2 separate regions of the Homo sapiens genome follow, and region 1 is linked to region 2. A link is an interaction called in ENCODE POLR2A ChIA-PET data of the cell type or tissue named here. Cell type or tissue: CD4-positive, alpha-beta T cell. All regions are shown on one strand.

Region 1 (8,000 bases), 52 kb after region 2:
CCTGAGAAATCCAGACAAAATAGTCACTGAAATGGGATTTGGTTCAAAAGATGTCTCTAAGACATTTTTCAGTCTATTTTAATTTATAAAAACTAATCTTGACAATTTGAAGAATCCACCTAAGTACAAGTTTGTACCACACTGGTGACTAGTGTTTTTCCCTAGTTAACAAGTGAAAGATCATGTATACCCAGCGGGCCTGGGCCCAGCCCCACCATCCCGAGCGCACAGCAGCAGTGTTCTGTAGCTGGACTGCCTGGATTTGAATCCAGGTCTAGCACTTAACTCTGCAGCCTTGAGCAATTACCTTTCTGTGGCTGTTTCCTCTTCTGTAAAATGGGAACAGTACCACCTAGATTGTAGTGTTGGTTGATCTGATAAACACACAAAAGGCTTACTCTGGCTGGGCGTGGTGGGTGACGCCTATAATCCCAGCACTTTGAGGGGCCAGAGGCGGGTGGATGGCTAGAACTCAGGAGTTCAAGACTATCTGGGGCAACAAGGCGAAACCCTGACTCTACCAAAAATAAAAGAAACTAGCTGGGCACGGTGGCGTGTACCTGTAGTCTTAGCTACCCAGGAGGCCAAGTTGGAGGGGAGGTAAGAGGTTGCAGTGAACCCAAACGACACCACTGTACTCCAGTGAGACCTGATCTCAGGCAAAAAAAAAAAAAAAAAAATTCTGTCCCCCTCCCCTATTCCCCAGAAATCAGTACTATGTTATTCCCTACAAATACTTTATAATTACACAGTGTCATTATAGACTAAAGAAGTACATAGACCCAATCCTTTGTTTTAGGCTGATGGATCTCAAAGTGACTGCCTAAATTCAGGGCAAAGATTGCTATGAAGTACTTGGCTAAAAATGAATTTTCACTTGGAAACAATTTGGGCCTATGGCTGTTAAGATGGAGGTGCTGCTGGTTTAGGTGAGAAAATGTGAGGGGCAGTACATGTCTCTGACGTGGTCTCATTTCAAGGTACTTAGGATGACACTTTCAGTTGGAATCATTTTTAATATTTAAATACAAAAAGTGAGCACTGACTTCTCTTTTTTTAAACACACACACAGGTCTAACAGCCAAAATGTGCAGAGGAAATGAGCTCCTGCTGTCTTCCATAGTCCCCATTCTGTGGCTGAAGCTGCAGCCTGCCTCCCTCCTCTCATACATAGGGATTCATAGTGGCCACTTTACACTACAGGTGTAATGCATTTTGTCTGTTTCACATTGTGTGCATGTCCTGCCCCAACAACTCCATTCTTTAAAAAAAAAAAAAAAAAACAGTCGTTAATGGTCAGGGGCACATCCCTCCCACTGGCATCGGTTCCTACCCCACAAGGGGAAAGTGAGATCTTCCAGTTAGGAGCAATTTGGTGAAAGGAGTCGGGTGACCAGAGCTGGAATAACCATCTGCATGGCTGCACTCTGGTATCAGAGTGGAGACAGAAGTAAGGATAGTGTGGAGGGCACAGTTGCAAGTTGAGTCTTTCCATGAGACAATGTGGGGATAATTCTCCCCACCAGGTTTAGATAGATCAATGTGCCAAAGTTAAAAAAAAAAAAAAATCCAAATTATCAGCAGTTCAAACACTTGAATTTCAAACTTATCCCACTGAGACAGCTCAAACAGCAATAACAATCTAGATCTTTCCAGGAAGTGAGGGTAGAGCCCCTGGCATTCCTCCTGAGAGCCCTGTGTTAGGTCCTAGAAGTATCTGGAAAAGAAAAGGAGGGGTGTAAGGCATCATACAGGCCTAGAGAGCTTATTCTCACCATACCTGATGGGGCCAACGTCTACAAAAATAATACTGAAAGCACAGTCAGACAACTAAAAGAGCATGGGCCCGATCCCAATCCCCACCCACACATTAACTGTTGGTCAACTCAGGTGCTACAACAGGAGCCCTCAACCCCTGGGCTGTGGACTGGCACTGGCCCATGGCCTGTTAGGAGCTGAGCCACACAGCAGTAGATCAGCAGCAGGCAAGTGAGAGAAGCTTCATCTGTGTTTACTGCTGTTCACCATCGCTCACATTACTGCCTGAGCTCCACCTCCTGTCAGATCAGCAGCAGTGTTAGATTCTCATAGGAACACAAACCCTTGTGAACAGTGCATGCGAGGGATCTAGGTTGCAAGCTCCTTATGAAAATCTAATGCCTGATGATCTGTCACTGTCTCCCATCACCCCCAGACAGGACTGTCTAGTTGCAGGAAAACAAGCTCAGGGCTCCCACTCATTCTACGTTATAGAATTATTTCATTATATATTACAATGTAATAATAGAAATTCAGTGCACAATAAATGTAATGCACTTGAATCATCCAGAACCCCCCCCCCGACCCCCGGCCACCCCCAACCCACCATCCATGTAAAAACTGTGTTCCATGAAACCAGTCCCTGGTGCCAAAAAGGTTGGGGACCAATGTGTTAGTGAAATAACTTGCGTCTCCACCACTGGCAAAAAGCCCAAGGTCTGGGCTCACCTGCCGCTGCTGCAGTTGCTGCTGTTGCTCCATTTGCAACTTCTCCGTCTCAAAGACAACGGGAAGAACCAGGATCATAAAGGAAGTGGTCCCAATCCACAAGGCTGCCCTGGAAAACCTGCAGAGGAAAATCCCCAGAGGGTGAGCATGAAGACATGCAAACAAAACAGGCAAGAACTACCCAGTAACCAAACCTCTCACATTACATACTCCAATGTTTTTGATAAACGTATTCTACCCGCTCCTTACACCATACTCCTACCAGAGACAGGAGGAGCAGCTATGGTAGCTGTATCATCTAGTGATGGCGGTTTAACATTCTCCTGAGTTCTTACAAAGCTCCTTATTCATTAATTATCTCCAACAATCTGAAATAACCCCCACAACTCCCCTGCCAGGTAAGAATCCCCATTTTACAGAAGAGGAAACTAAGAAAGGATAGGGTACAAGCCCAAGGTCACCCAACACGGGTCTGCTGCTTCCAAACCCCGTGTTCTTTCACAGCACCACGACCATCCCATGCACGTACCCAGTGCCTTTGCCCTCGTTCCTTACCTGTACATTTTCTGAGCCACAAAGAGGGAAAGATCAAAAGTGGCTCCGGCCGCGGACCGGACCCTCTCCGGAAACATCTCCGTCAGGCCCCATAGTCTCTCCGACAGGGTCTCATCTAGCTGTGGTGGAGTAGACGCGGGTCTTAGCCGAAAAAGCGACATCCATTCCTGGCCCCGCTGCGGCACTGGGAGCCGCCGAGCCCCACTGGAGCTAGGGCACCCAGGGCCCAGCAGGGCCCCTAACCCCGCCTCCCAAAGCAGCCGCTTCGCTCCGATCCCGTACCACGCGGATCCCACACCCACGAGCGGGCCCGCTTCCCGCTCTGCACCCCGCGAGGCCCTAGTACCTCCTCATCGTCGTCCTCCTCCAGCTCCTCCTCAGGCTTCTCCGCGTCGCCTTTCGGGAGCAATTCGTCCGGGGACTGGGGTTCCCCTGCACCGGCAGCAGCGACGGCGGCAGCCATGACTGTAGGGGACACCGGAAGCGGAAAGGAGGTGAGCGCAGCCGAACGGCGGACAGAGCTGCTTTTCCGGGAGCCGAGGCGCGAGCCGGGCGAGAGCGGCGCCCTCTAGCCCCGGGTCCTCCAGTGCCCGCAGCGGGTCCGGCAGCCCTGGCCTTATCCGGGCGTCGGGGCTTCGGCGGGCATTAGCAGCAGCTGAGAGGCCTGTGAGAGGTTCTGGGGCGCCACCGCAGTCATTCTGTTCAGCGGGTATAGGGTGAGCTCAGAAACTTGCTTGTTTTTCTTTTTTTCAAATGCGTTGTTTTAATTCCAGGTAATAGAGTTCAGGGGAGAACAAAGATCAAAGGGCTGACTCTGGCAAGATTCTGGGGGCTTGTTTTACTTTAAGTTCACAGCTAAGGTAGGAGTGGCTGAGTGAAAACAACTCAAGAGATGATGAGCCACTGTATTTTTTTTTTTAACAAAAGTTTATTCTTAAATTTACAACAGGCTCCAAGACAACACTTTATTCGAGCATAGGTGGCCAAAGATGTGGCCGGGAATAGAGATGTTTAAAGACGAATGGAGTCAGGCCCACCATCACCGCAGGCCCAAGGGACAGTGGAACAGGTCGCTTTTTGTAAGATTTTAGCTTTTTGTTGTTGTTGTTGTTGTTGGTTTTGTTTTGAGACGGAGTCTCGCTCTGTCGCCCAGACTGGATGGAGTGCAGTGGTGTGATCCCGGCTCACTGCAAGCTCCGCCTCCCAGGTTCAAGCGATTCTCCTGCCTCAGCATGCACCACCAACCACGCCCCGCTAATTTTTTGTATTTTTAGTAGAGACGGGGTTTCACCATTTGGCTAGGCTGGTTTTGAACTCCTGACCTCAAGTGATCTGCCCGCCTCGGCCTCCCAAAGTGCTGGCATTACAGGCATCAGCCACCGCACCTGGCCTATATATAGTTATATATTATATATAATATATATTTTATGTGTGTGTATATATATACGTATATATGTATATATATGTATATATGTGTATATATGTATATATGTGTATATAGGTATGTGTATATATGTATATATATACATACGTATACATATATACGTATTATGTATATATACATACACACATATACACACACACACACACACACACATACATATATATATAAAGACAGGGTTTCACTGTGTTGCCTAGGCTGGTCTTGAACTCCGAGACTCAAGCAATCCGACTGCCTCAGCCTCCCCAAGTCCTAGGATTACAGGCCTATGCCACTGCGCCCCACCTTGCCGGATTTCTTAATTCGGCCTGTGACCAGGGCCAAAGATTTATCTTCCTTGTCCATCTCCTTGGCCTGCTTCTTGGGCTGTTTTAGAGAGACACTGATCCAGTTTCGTTTTCCTGAGCCATGTTTTACTTGGTAGGAATAAATTAGTGTCTTGCAGGTCTTTTGGGAAAACATCAGGTAAATCTTCCCTATGTACCAAACAAAGGTAAGAGTTAACACCTAAATACCAGGTGCTCTGGTGCCTGTGGGTGTGGGTGGGTGCGGTGTGTCCTCCTTTAATCTTCACAGCAGCTCACTGGGGTAGGCACTGTTATCCCCATTTTAGAAATGAGGAAACTGAGGCATAGTACATAGATTTCTAGTAAGTAGGTGAGCTGGTCAGAAAGTATGCAGATATAAATTTTTGTTTGAGTTTGTGTGTTTGTTTTTGAGATGGAGTCTTGCTCTGTCGCCCAGGCTGGAGTGCAGTGGCATGATCTCAGCTCACTGCAACCTCCTGGGCTCAAGCGATTCTCCCGCCTCAGCCTCCCAAGTAGCTGGGACTACAGGTGTGTGCCACCATGCCTGGCTAACTTTTTGTATTTTTAGTAGAGATGGGATTTCACCATGTCGGCCAGGCTGGTCTAAAACTCGTGACCTCAGGTGATCCACCCGCCTTGGCTTCCCAAAGTGCTGGGATTACAGGTATGAGCCACTGCTCCCAGCCTCTATCAGATGCTTTCATAATAGTACAGTAAATGGAAATGTCCTTGTCCCACACCCTCCCCAGCATTAGGTGTTATCCATCTTTTTACTTTTTGCCTATATGATGGATGTAAGTGCTTCTTTTTAAAATGTGCCCCATGTTATTAAACAGGGTAATTTGATAAACACCTTTAGCCAACTGAACCTGGAATCAGAGACTCCCAGGATGGGAGAGTCCAAATCCTTCTGTGATGCATGAGGATGCAGTAATGAGCATTTGTCCTGTGTCTCACACTCCTTCCGATACAGTCCCCAGGCCTCCCTTTCATCTTTGGACAGGGCATCTCTATCAGACACTTTTTTGTGTTTGTTTGTTTGTTTTTTGTGATGGAGGCTGGAGTGCAGTGGCGCAATCTCGGCTCACTGCAACCTCTGCCTCCCGAGTTCAAGTGATTCTCCTGCCTCAGTCTCCTGAGTAGCTGGGATTACAGGCATGGCCCCGGCTATTTTTAATAGAGATGGGGTTTCGCCATGTTGTCCAGGCTGGTCTCGAACTCCTGACCTCAAGTGATCCAGCCTCCTTGACCACCCAACATGCTGGGATTACAGGCGTGAGTCTGGCCTATCAGACAGTTTTCATGTGACAAAAGGGTACTCCTGTATGATTCCATTATATAAAGTTCAAAAACAGGCAGAAACCAATCTATGATGAGAGGTCAGGACAGTGATTCCCTTGAAGGGGTTAATTTTGGAAAGGGGCAGGAGAGTAGCTTCTGGGATGCTATGGTTCTCTTAGGTCTGTGTTGATTTTGGGTAATTCATCAAGCTGTACACTTATGAACTATGCTTTTTTGCCTGTGTTAAAAAGGTTACTTTTTTAAAAAGAGCGGGGCTGGGTGCGGTGGCTAATGCCTGTAATTGCAGCACTTGGGGAGACTGAGGCGGGTGGATTACCTGAGGTCGGGAGTTCGAGACCAGCCTGGCTAACATGGTGAAACCCCCTGTCTACTAAAAATACAAAAATTAGCTAAGCGTGGTGGCAGGCGCCTATATTCCCAGCTACTCGGAAAGCTGAGGCAAGAGAATCCTTGAGCCTGGGAGGCGGAGGTTGCAGTGAGCCAAGATTGCGCCACTGCACTCCAGCCCGAGCGACAGAGTGAGACTCTGTCTCAAAAAAAAAAAAAAAAAAAAAAAAAAGCGGGCTAGCCCTTTATAATTTCGAGGGCAGCTTAAGAGCCCAGTGCCAACAGCTTTTAGTTCTTTTATGGGTTCATTTAAGAAATGCTAGAAGACTAATGCTATTGAACGTAGAGGGACCAATCTTATTTGAAAAGCACAGACATTAGTGACTCCAAATGGAAAGTAATTCGCAATGCTAATGTGGAGAAGTTTTAGGAAAACCAATGAATTTTGCTTATATTCATAAGAGCAACACATGATTTAAAAAAAAAAAACCTGTTTAAGGATGAAAGAGCTCTTTCAATGATTATAGAATTTCCAAGGGATAAGAAAAAATACTGGAAATCATGCAATGCAGAGTGTTCAGAACTTTGGGAGGAGATGAGATGATCTAGAAAAGATAGAGTGAGGCTGGGGGCAGTGATTCATGCCTATAATCCCAGCACTTTGGGAGGCTGAGGCAGGTGGATCACCTGAGGTCCAGAGTTCGAGACCAGCCTGGCCAACATGGTGAAACCCCATCTATACTAAAAACAAAAATTAGCCAGGCGTGGTGGTGAGCACCTGTAATCCCAACTACTTGGGAGACTGAGGCAGGAGAATCGCTTGAACCCGGAAGGCAGAGTTTGCAGTGATCCAAGATTGCACCACTGCACTCCAGCCTGGGCGACAGAGTGAGATTCCATCTCAAAAAAAAAAAAAAGAAAAGAAAAGAAAAGGCAGAGTGAGAACAGAAGACAGAGCCCTGGCCGGGCGCAGTGGCTCACGCCTGTAATCCCAGCACTTTGGGAGGCTGAGGCGGGTGGATCACGAAATCAAGAGATTGATACCATCCTGGCCAACATGGTGAAACCCCATCTCTACTAAAAACACAAAAATTAGCCAGATGTGGTGGCAGGCGCCTGTAGTCCCAGCTCCTCAGGAGGCTGAGGCAGGAGAATTGCTTAAACCCGGGAGTTGGAGGTTGCAGTGAGCCGAGATCACGCCACTGCACTCCAGCCTGGCAACAGAGCCAGACTCTGTCTCAGAAACAAAAAAAAAAGACAGAGTCCTGTGGAATCAGACATTTAAAGATTGGGGAGAGAGGGAAACCAGAGGGCTGAGGAATTGCTGAAGTCTTCAAGAGGAAGGCTCAGCAGCAGAGATGACATGGTGAGACTGGTGCCAGGATGGAGGTCGCATCAGTGGACAAGGGTGTCAGCAAGTGAGTGGCAATGCCCCATGCTAGGAGCCCAGGTGACTGCCATCGGATGGGAGAGGCAGGTTCAAGAACGCTGGGCTCTTAGCTCCTCTACTCCCCATCTCTCGAGCCCAAGATTTCCACCTTGCTTGTTTCTGTCCTGTCAGAATTAGAAACATGTGATAT
Region 2 (8,000 bases):
GGTGACAAAGCTATGTCCATTTGACTAACATCACTATATGACTCGAAGGGGCGAGCCTGGGCCTGGGAGACCCGTCAGGAAGTGGTTGAGGGAAAGCAGCCAGAACAGGATAGGTGGGGGAGAGGGGCGTTGGGAGTGAGGACAAAGACGTAGCAGGGAGGGTCGTGAATGTCCAGTTGGATGGGGTGGGAGGAAGAAGCCACTGCGATGGGGGCTGATGTGGAGCAGGGGGCAGGTCTGGCTGAGTCTGAGGCACCTATGGAACAGTCCAGTGGAGCTGTCGGGGGAGCCAGAAAGAACTGAGTTGTCATCAGCTCTGAGGAGGTAACTAGGCTGCAAGAGAGGTTGGGATTTCTCTTTAGGAAAGTATAGAGGCCAGACGAGGTGGCTCATGTCTGTAATTCCAGCACTTTGCAAGGCCAAGGCGAGGGGATTGCTTGAGCCCAGGAGTTCAAGACCAGGCTGGTGAACACAGCGAGATCCCGACTCTACAAAAAATGTTAAAAAATTTAGCCGGGTGTGGTGACATGCACCTGTGGTCCCAGCTACTGGGGAGGCTAAGGTGGGAGGATCCCTTGAGCCCAGAAGGTTGAGGCAGTGAACTGTGATCACACCATTGTACTCCAGCCTGGGTGACAGAGCAAGACCCTGTCTCCAAAAACAAAAAAAGAGGGTAGAGGACAGAACGATGTGCCAGAGAGAAGGGACAAGCCAGGAGTGTGCTAGGCCTGTGGCATCTGCCCAGGTAAGATATGCTGCTAACACCATTCCCAACACTGTGGCTAGACAGAGGCCCGATGGGCACTGGAGAAAAAGAATCAAGTGTGCCCCACATCAGCATCTATGAAGCCCTCTATGAAGGTGGTTCTATCTGTTGATCACAATAAAAAAACGATTGTGGATGAATTCATTCCGGTTTCAGATGAAGTGTGCTACAGGTGGCCCCTTAACCCACTGGCTGGAAACACTGCTCAGGAGGCTAAAGATAGGAGCTTTTGAAGCCTGGTTCTCTTCAGAGCCCCAGGGAAGGAGCAGGGGAGCCATCTGGCCCTAGGCGAGGCTGTCTCCCCTTCCCACCTTCTCTGTCAGTGAGGCCTCACAGGTCTCTGATGCTCTTAATCCCTTTCTTCTCTACCCAGGCCCCTACGATGGCCACGTACCAGGTGGTGGAGCTGCGGATCCTGACTAACTGGGGCCACCCCGAGTACACCTGCATCTACCGCTTCAGAGTGCATGGGGAGCCCGCCCACTAGCCCTGCTTACTGGTGCCTGCTGCCAGCCATCTGGGAGTGGGTGAACAGCACCCCGCCGCTTCCCCCACACGCTTGCTCGGCGCTCTGACTTCTAGGAGCACAAGAGAGGAGCCTGTGGCCCCATGCAGATGAAAAGGACGGGCAGGGTCTCCTGAGCAGCAGGTGGCTCGAGGCGGTTAGCAGGCTCCAGCAGCTCCCTTCTTCCTTCCCTCTGTGCCCGTGGCGTCTGCTTCCCATCCTGGGAGTGTGTATATATGTAGCATATCATGGGGGACTGGGAAGTTGGGAGAGGTAGGACCTGACTGGTCTTGGCTGGGGTCAGGGGCTGGTGCCTGGGAGCTGATGAAGCAGGTGCCAGGGCTGTGGGAGGGGCAAGCTACGGCCTGGGCTAGGTGAGCTGCCTCTGCCCCTGGGCAAGGAAGCGAGGCCCTCTGGGAGGAGGGTGCTTAGCTCCAGAGCAGGATGGGACTTCCCCAGGCAGGAAGCACTTGATGGAGAGCTGCCCAGCTCTCCTACAAGGTTAGTGCCCTCCACCTAGGGAAGCATGAACCACAGGGTCCCTGAGGGCCTTCGACAAAAGTGTGTATTTGTCCCGGGGAGGGTAGCAGTGGGCCATGGGGCTTCTTGTGCCCTAAAGGGGACTGGCTGCTGTGATCTTCTAAGGGGCCCAGGGCCAACCCTGTAGGCTTCCCCTCTGCTGGGGACGGTAGTTGCTTTTCTCTCTCCTGATGCTAGGTTGGGGCCCACCCTGCTCCCTGTTCCTGCTAGGGCCTGCCAGTGCCCCTGAGCTTGCTTTCCACATTCTCCCAGGGTATGGAGACCTAGACCTGTCTTTGGGGCCATTAGCATCTGGGGTTATAGCAAGAAGAGTGGGGAGCATGGAACTCCTGGGCTCTTGTGGGGACGTTCAGGGTATCGGGGTGCGAGGTCTGTCTGCACCGGCCCCCACATCTAACCAGGCCCTGATGTAGGGGTCGTCCGCTCAGGCTGCCCCCTTGGGCTCTTGCAGCTCTTGTTCAGGTAGTCGCCCTTCTGGTTTGTTCTCTGTGGGGCAGTTGGTGGGGGCTGGGGGAAGAGGCTGGCAGAAGTTACCCTGGATAGGGAAGGGGGAGGAGGGGACTTTTAGAGCCAGCAGGCCCCACTGTATTATGTATATATTTTTCAAGGTCTGTTTTTCTAACTGAAAAGCTAAGGGCTTGATTCCTAGCCCCGTTCTGTGGGGCACTGGGTGATACTCAGTTTCTTGTTCCTGGCCGTGGAGAGGGGCCTGGGGCACTGGTTCCGGCTGTGTCTGGTGGTCTGGCTGCGGGGAAGGGGCAAGAAGGCGGGCAGGCCTTCACTGCAGCACTGAGCCTCAAATCCGCTCTGGAGCATGAGGCTGGATGCAGTGGTGGTGAGGCCGCCCCGCTCCATCCCGAGGCAGCCAGGGTTTGTTTTGCGCTCTCCTGTCACAAATGCTGCACTATTGGTTCTTAAGTTTTTTATCTCCAGATCCTAATTTATGCCTATGCAAAAAATAAATGACGCCCAAGAGCTGTGGGATGTGGCTTTCATGTGGCTTTTGCCTATCACCTAGGGCAGCTGCTCTTGGGCAGATGAGGGAATGAATTCTTGGCCAAACGAATGTCCCCAAAGACTTATTCCTGAAGTTCAGAAACCCACAACTTTCAGCTAAAGCCCAGTTGTGGTGGGGGATGGGACCTGAGGCAGGTCTCCTCCAGTGTTTGTGGGTCAAGGGCTGGCATGAGGAAGCAGTGAGGTGGCTTTATTAGCTGTCATTGATAACCCATCACAAAGGGTGGGGCGGGAGCAGTGGGGCTTTCCTGTCTCTCAGTACCACTGAACAGCAGCAGAAAAAGTTACACTTACCTACCAGCCACGTCCACTTGGAGTGCAGTGATTCTCCTCCATGGGAATTCGCTATTTGCCCCTTGGACCTGTGACTGGGAAGGGACAAGGAGGTAGGTCCCTTGAACAGCCAGCAGCTTAGGAGAAAAACAGGCCCTGACCTTTCCCACAGATAGCTCCCCAGACCTGGTTCGCGTGGTTCTCTAGCCTGATCCTGGAGCCTCTCATACTGACCGTGGCACCTGGCCCAGGGCTGCTCCTCATCATGGCTGAGAAAACAAAGGCAGAAAGCCAGTCAGTAGGGAGGACTGTGGAGACAGCCACAAGGCAGGAGCTGGGTGAGGCACAAATCCAGCCCCCAAAGCCTTGGGCCAGCTCCTCAGCCTCTTGGGAGACAGCTGGTCCTGTGCTCACTCCCCTTCACTGACACCTGCTCTGCCTCTGACGCCATCTAAACAAAGGAGACATCCCCACGCAGCACCAATAAACAAGCCCCTGGAAGTTGCCACACACTGTGGCAAGAGTCCAGAGCCTGGGCTGGGCACATGCCCTCTGCCCATCTGTACATTCAAATCCTACTGGGCCCTCACAGCACAGCCCTCACACTGCCGGCTCCATGGTACTTCCCCCAACCCAACTAAACCTGTGCTGCCCCTGTGCGTGGCATATTCATCCCTGTGACCTTCTCTGTGCCAGGGTGGCTGATAAGCCAGAACAGTCCTGACTGTGGAGTCAGGGGTCTGGCCATCCCCATCCCACCATCACAGGCCTTACTCCTGGGAAAGACGCCACAAACACCTGCTGCACACACAGAAGGGTCAGGCCTTGCCATTGGAGGTGATTGGATTAACAATTTTATTCTGCATCCACTACAAAAGGGCTGGTGTTTTGTTCCAAATGTTTAGCTGGGAGGGCTGTAGGGACCCCTGTTACCCCCATTAAACACAGTAAAGCATGGATCCAGTCAGCCCCCTGCTGGCAGGTGTGGGCCTGGCAACTACACAGATCCAACCCCACCCTCCTGGGTGCGGCCAGAGGCCAAGGCAGTCGCCCGAGCTCCTGAATCCCAAGAATGGTTCTGGCAAGTACTGCTGTTTGTTTGTAGGGGCAAAGAGTTAAAATAAAACGAGGTTCTGCCATGGCTAAGCCTTGTGGAAACCAGACCCCAAAGCCCCTGCCATGCCAGGGGTCTCAACGCCAGACGCTTGTTATGGAGGCACCAGCAGGTAGTGGCCCCTGTAAGCAGGGCCAGAGTCGGGACAAAGAGCAGGAGTGAAGCAGCCAAGAGACAGAGGACCAGGCTGGAGCCAGTGGGCACGCAGGAGCCTGCCTGGGAAAAGCCGGGGGGCAAGGCTGGCATGGGAATGAACACCTGCTGGTGACACCTCTCTGAGCTTCAGTTCCCTTAACTAGAAAAATAGAACAGGCCCGGTGCGGTGGCTCATACCTGTAATCCCAGCACTTTGGGAGGCTGAGGCGGGTGGATCATGAGGTCAGGAGATCAAGACCACCCTGGCCGACATGGCGAAACCCTGTCTCTACTAAAATACAAAAAGTTAGCTGGGCGTGGTGGCGTGCACCTGTAGTCCCAGCTACTCAGAAGGCTGAGGCAGAGAATCACTTGAAACTGGCAGGCGGAGGTTGCAGTGAGCAGAGATCACACCACTGCACTCCAGCCTGGCAACACAGCGAGACTCCGTCTCAAAAAAGAAAAAGAAAAACAGAACAAACATCGACCTCAGGGGCGGCTGCTGGGAATGTCAACAGGAGCGTGTGAGACTCCTGGCAGTCCCAGCCAGAGCTTTCCTTTGGAGCCTGCCCAGGGCACAGAGGTGGCAGGGTGGCTAACGGTGTGCAGACCGCTCACTGAGCAAGCCTTTCCCTTGTGTAGGACACCCCAGGGCCTCACATTCTCTGAATCCACACAAGGTGATGGATGGCTTTGCCTCTTGTAAATGAGAAAACTGAGGTTCAGAGAAGGTTTGTAAGCTTGTCCCGTGTCACCAGCTGGTGAGGGAGCCTGAACACGGAAGCCATGCCTGCCTGACTGGGAAAGCTGGGCTCCTCACAGCACTGCCCTGCTCCCAGCTGTCGCCAGGGGCCCCAGGGCAGGCAGAGCAACTGCGTTCCCGTGGCAGCACCTCCACCTGGAGGGGCTGGGCAGGGAGCACCACACTGTCAACTTGGAACAAACTTTTATTTTGAATGCTGGTCTGATCAGTCCACGGCCAGGGGTAGGTGGTAACTAGAAACAGCTGGAAGGAGGGAAGGAGAGGGGACCAGCAGTCCGCAAGCAGGAGGAAAGGAAAGGGTTGGGGACAGGAGGAGGCAAGGCTGAGGAAGGACCCAGCCAGCTGGGTGTCTGCCCCGGCTAGAGAACGAACCACCCCCACCCACCAGCCTACCCTCCATCTGTGGCTTCAGTGCAGAAGTCAGTCCAGGTGGGTTCAGGCCCATGCCACCTTCTCTGGCCTGCACAGTCCCACCCCAGGCAGGGGTTCTTCCAGAAGGCTAAATGCTCTGTCCTAACCCTGGAAGTGTCCTTTCACTAACCCCTGCCTGCCCGCCCCACGCTCCAGTTGGGTCTTTCAAACCTGGAGCTCAGGCCTTCACTACTGTGCTCCTGTAGCAGCCACAGGGGTGGCGTGGTGGGGAAGATGGGGTTCTAGTCTCAGCCTGGCTCAGGGAAGATGGGGTTCTAGTCTCAGCCTGGCTCAGGGGAACATCCCTCCACCCCTCCAACAGGAGGTGCTACAAAACATGATCCTGAGCAGACCCAGACCCCCTTCTGGTAACCAGTGCCTGAGGCCCAACAAGAAGCGGGGTGATGGGAGGCTCCAGGCCGGGCAGATCAGCGAAAGCTGAGGGCAGCCAGGGCCGGCCCAGGCAAACGCAGGATTGTCTCCAAGGGGAAACCCACCAGCTGTCTTTGGGTTGGTGGCAAGGGTCAGGGTCAGGGCCCGAGATGGGGAGAGTCCTATAATCCCATCGCCATTCCCCTCCACATGTCTCCAGGTTACAACCAGAGAGCTTTTGGCATGACCTGAATCTGTGGGCTTAAAGGGAAAAAGGAGGAGAGAGAGAAAAGGGAAGCCACTACTTTCTCCCTGTTAAAATGCCCAAGTCCTAGACTGGGGGTTCCTGCTCTGGCAGCAGCAGACACCAAATCCCAGAAGCCCCTCCACCCGGTCTGGCTCCATGGAAGGTGCCCCTGAGTGCCAAGAGGAGCAGCAAGATAGGGAGGGCGGCTCCTTCCCCTCCTGACATCCCCTGACCGCCCCGAGGATTCTCAGAGACAGATACGCAGGCAGACAGCCATGGAGGAGAAAAGAGAGGTTGACAGGGCCCTGGGGGTGGCACTCCTGCACCACACACACACACACACACACACACACACACACACACACAATAGAGAGAGACAGAGACATATAATAAACAGAATAAAAACTAAGGGCCCAGATGTACAAAAAATGTGTGAGTGAGGAAGAAGGTGGGGAGGACAGTGAGAGATGGTCAGTCCTCCGGAAGTCTGGCTACCTTCGTCAGCTTATAAATTACAACCCCCCTGGAAAATGGGGGTGGGGGCAATGCGGAGGCTCCGGCTGTGGCCTGAGCGGGAGGGCTGGGTGGCGGTCATAGCTGCTCTGCCCATCTGGTGGAGTGGTGGCCAGAGATGATGACCCCTTGGGTGGTGAGGGTGGGCCAGGGGAAGGTTCAGCAGCCGCTGGCAGGAGTCACACAGGCCCCCTGGGACTTCACCTTGTGGCGCTGGCCCCCTCGTCGCCGGCCTCCACTGCTGGGCTTAGGCTGAAAGAGAGAGAAGGAGCTTGAGAAGCACTGGCCCATCAGGAGCAGGGCCAGAGAGCAGAGGTGCTGAGCAGCGGGGAGACAGGGACGGAAGATGCGTGAGCAGGCTGCGTGGTCCTCACCCTAGCCTGACCAGGAATTTACTGGGTCACTCTGCATGCAGCACCTCCCCTCTGTCTCTAAAATGGAGCCAGTGCCTGCCCTGCCTTCCTTACAGGGTGGGTAGGACACACATGATGAGGGTGTGAGAAGCGGCCGTTCAGAGAAGCACAAAGCAGAGCAGGAGAGAGAGAAAGGAAGCGAACGAACCAGAGGAAAGACCCATGGGAGACAGATAACAGAATGGACAGACAGATCCAGGCATAGCCTCCTTTTCCAATGAGGGGACAATGGAGAAAGATGCTGGGGAGAGGGGTGCAAGGGGCACCAGGCCTTCATCACGCCAGGAGAGAGTGCCTGTGGGAGACAGCTGGCAGGAGATGCCGAGTAAGAGGCGCACTGGCACATCCCAAAGCCACCTCCCCTTCAGGATGTGTGCACGTCAGGGAGGGGACAGAGGAGGACCCTCTAAGGCAGTGTCTCTCAAACCTGCTGGACTGCAGTGCACACATATATCACTTGGACACTCACACCAGCAATACTTGCAATACTTAATCTTACTATGAAAGGGAAGCTTCGACATTTTTCTGTTCTATTTTATTTCATTAAAACCAAATGCTAGTTAGGGCCAATTAAACTGGTTTCAGGTGGGCTGTATTCCCTGATTTGGAAGCACTGCCTTATAGCTTCTAGAGACAAATGCCTCATTCTTAGGAGCACTTCAGTGCCAGAGCTGTGGAGGAGACCCTCTAGCCAGGTTTGAGGCTTGCCTACATGTCACCCTCACCGAATCAGAGTAAAAGCCACAGCCCCCACCACCATGCCGAAGCTGCGAGGGGCCCGTGCTCACCTGAGGCTGGAGATTGCTGGACGCAGCTGGTTGCCCTGCCCCTACAGAGGAGGCTTCATCTCCAGGTGGGGGTGCTCCTACTGCTGGCCCACCAGACGGGCCCCCCTCGTCTCGTTTCGTCAGGGGGCCCTTTTTCGTCGACT

Evidence for each region. Peaks named below come from ENCODE experiments on the same cell type or tissue, not always from the same donor. Only the 100,000 strongest peaks of a DNase experiment are listed, where the experiment ranks them.
Region 1: POLR2A ChIA-PET joins it to region 2 with 19 read pairs; 10 of 35 experiments call an interaction of 5 or more read pairs at or near these places.

What each region holds. Positions count from the first base shown.
Region 1 is chr22:38,677,484-38,685,483 of GRCh38, reverse strand. TOMM22 (translocase of outer mitochondrial membrane 22) reads right to left here and starts at 3,527. Exons shown (of 4, transcript NM_020243.5): 1 at 3,389-3,527; 2 at 3,043-3,161; 3 at 2,488-2,605; 4 at 63-1,717. The coding sequence starts at 3,505. The coding sequence ends at 1,643. TOMM22-DT (TOMM22 divergent transcript) reads left to right here and starts at 3,628. Exons shown (of 2, transcript XR_007068097.1): 1 at 3,628-3,758. RefSeq lists silencers at 3,184-3,233, 3,624-3,693 and enhancers at 3,424-3,493, 2,540-3,739. In CD4-positive, alpha-beta T cell, a CTCF peak has its summit at 3,631; a DNase peak (open chromatin) is centred at 3,543; H3K4me3 peaks cover 1,612 bases; H3K27ac peaks cover 1,200 bases.
Region 2 is chr22:38,729,520-38,737,519 of GRCh38, reverse strand. GTPBP1 (GTP binding protein 1) reads right to left here. Exons shown (of 12, transcript NM_004286.5): 11 at 7,858-8,000; 12 at 3,933-6,908. The coding sequence ends at 6,816. SUN2 (Sad1 and UNC84 domain containing 2) reads left to right here. Exons shown (of 18, transcript NM_015374.3): 18 at 1,140-2,786. The coding sequence ends at 1,253. Among named protein-coding and RNA genes, the nearest start is that of SUN2, 22 kb to the left of the region's middle. RefSeq lists an enhancer at 5,324-5,373. In CD4-positive, alpha-beta T cell, CTCF peaks have their summits at 3,833 and 4,033 (motif pointing left); DNase peaks (open chromatin) are centred at 1,669, 3,211, 3,341 and 4,099; H3K27ac peaks cover 1,685 bases.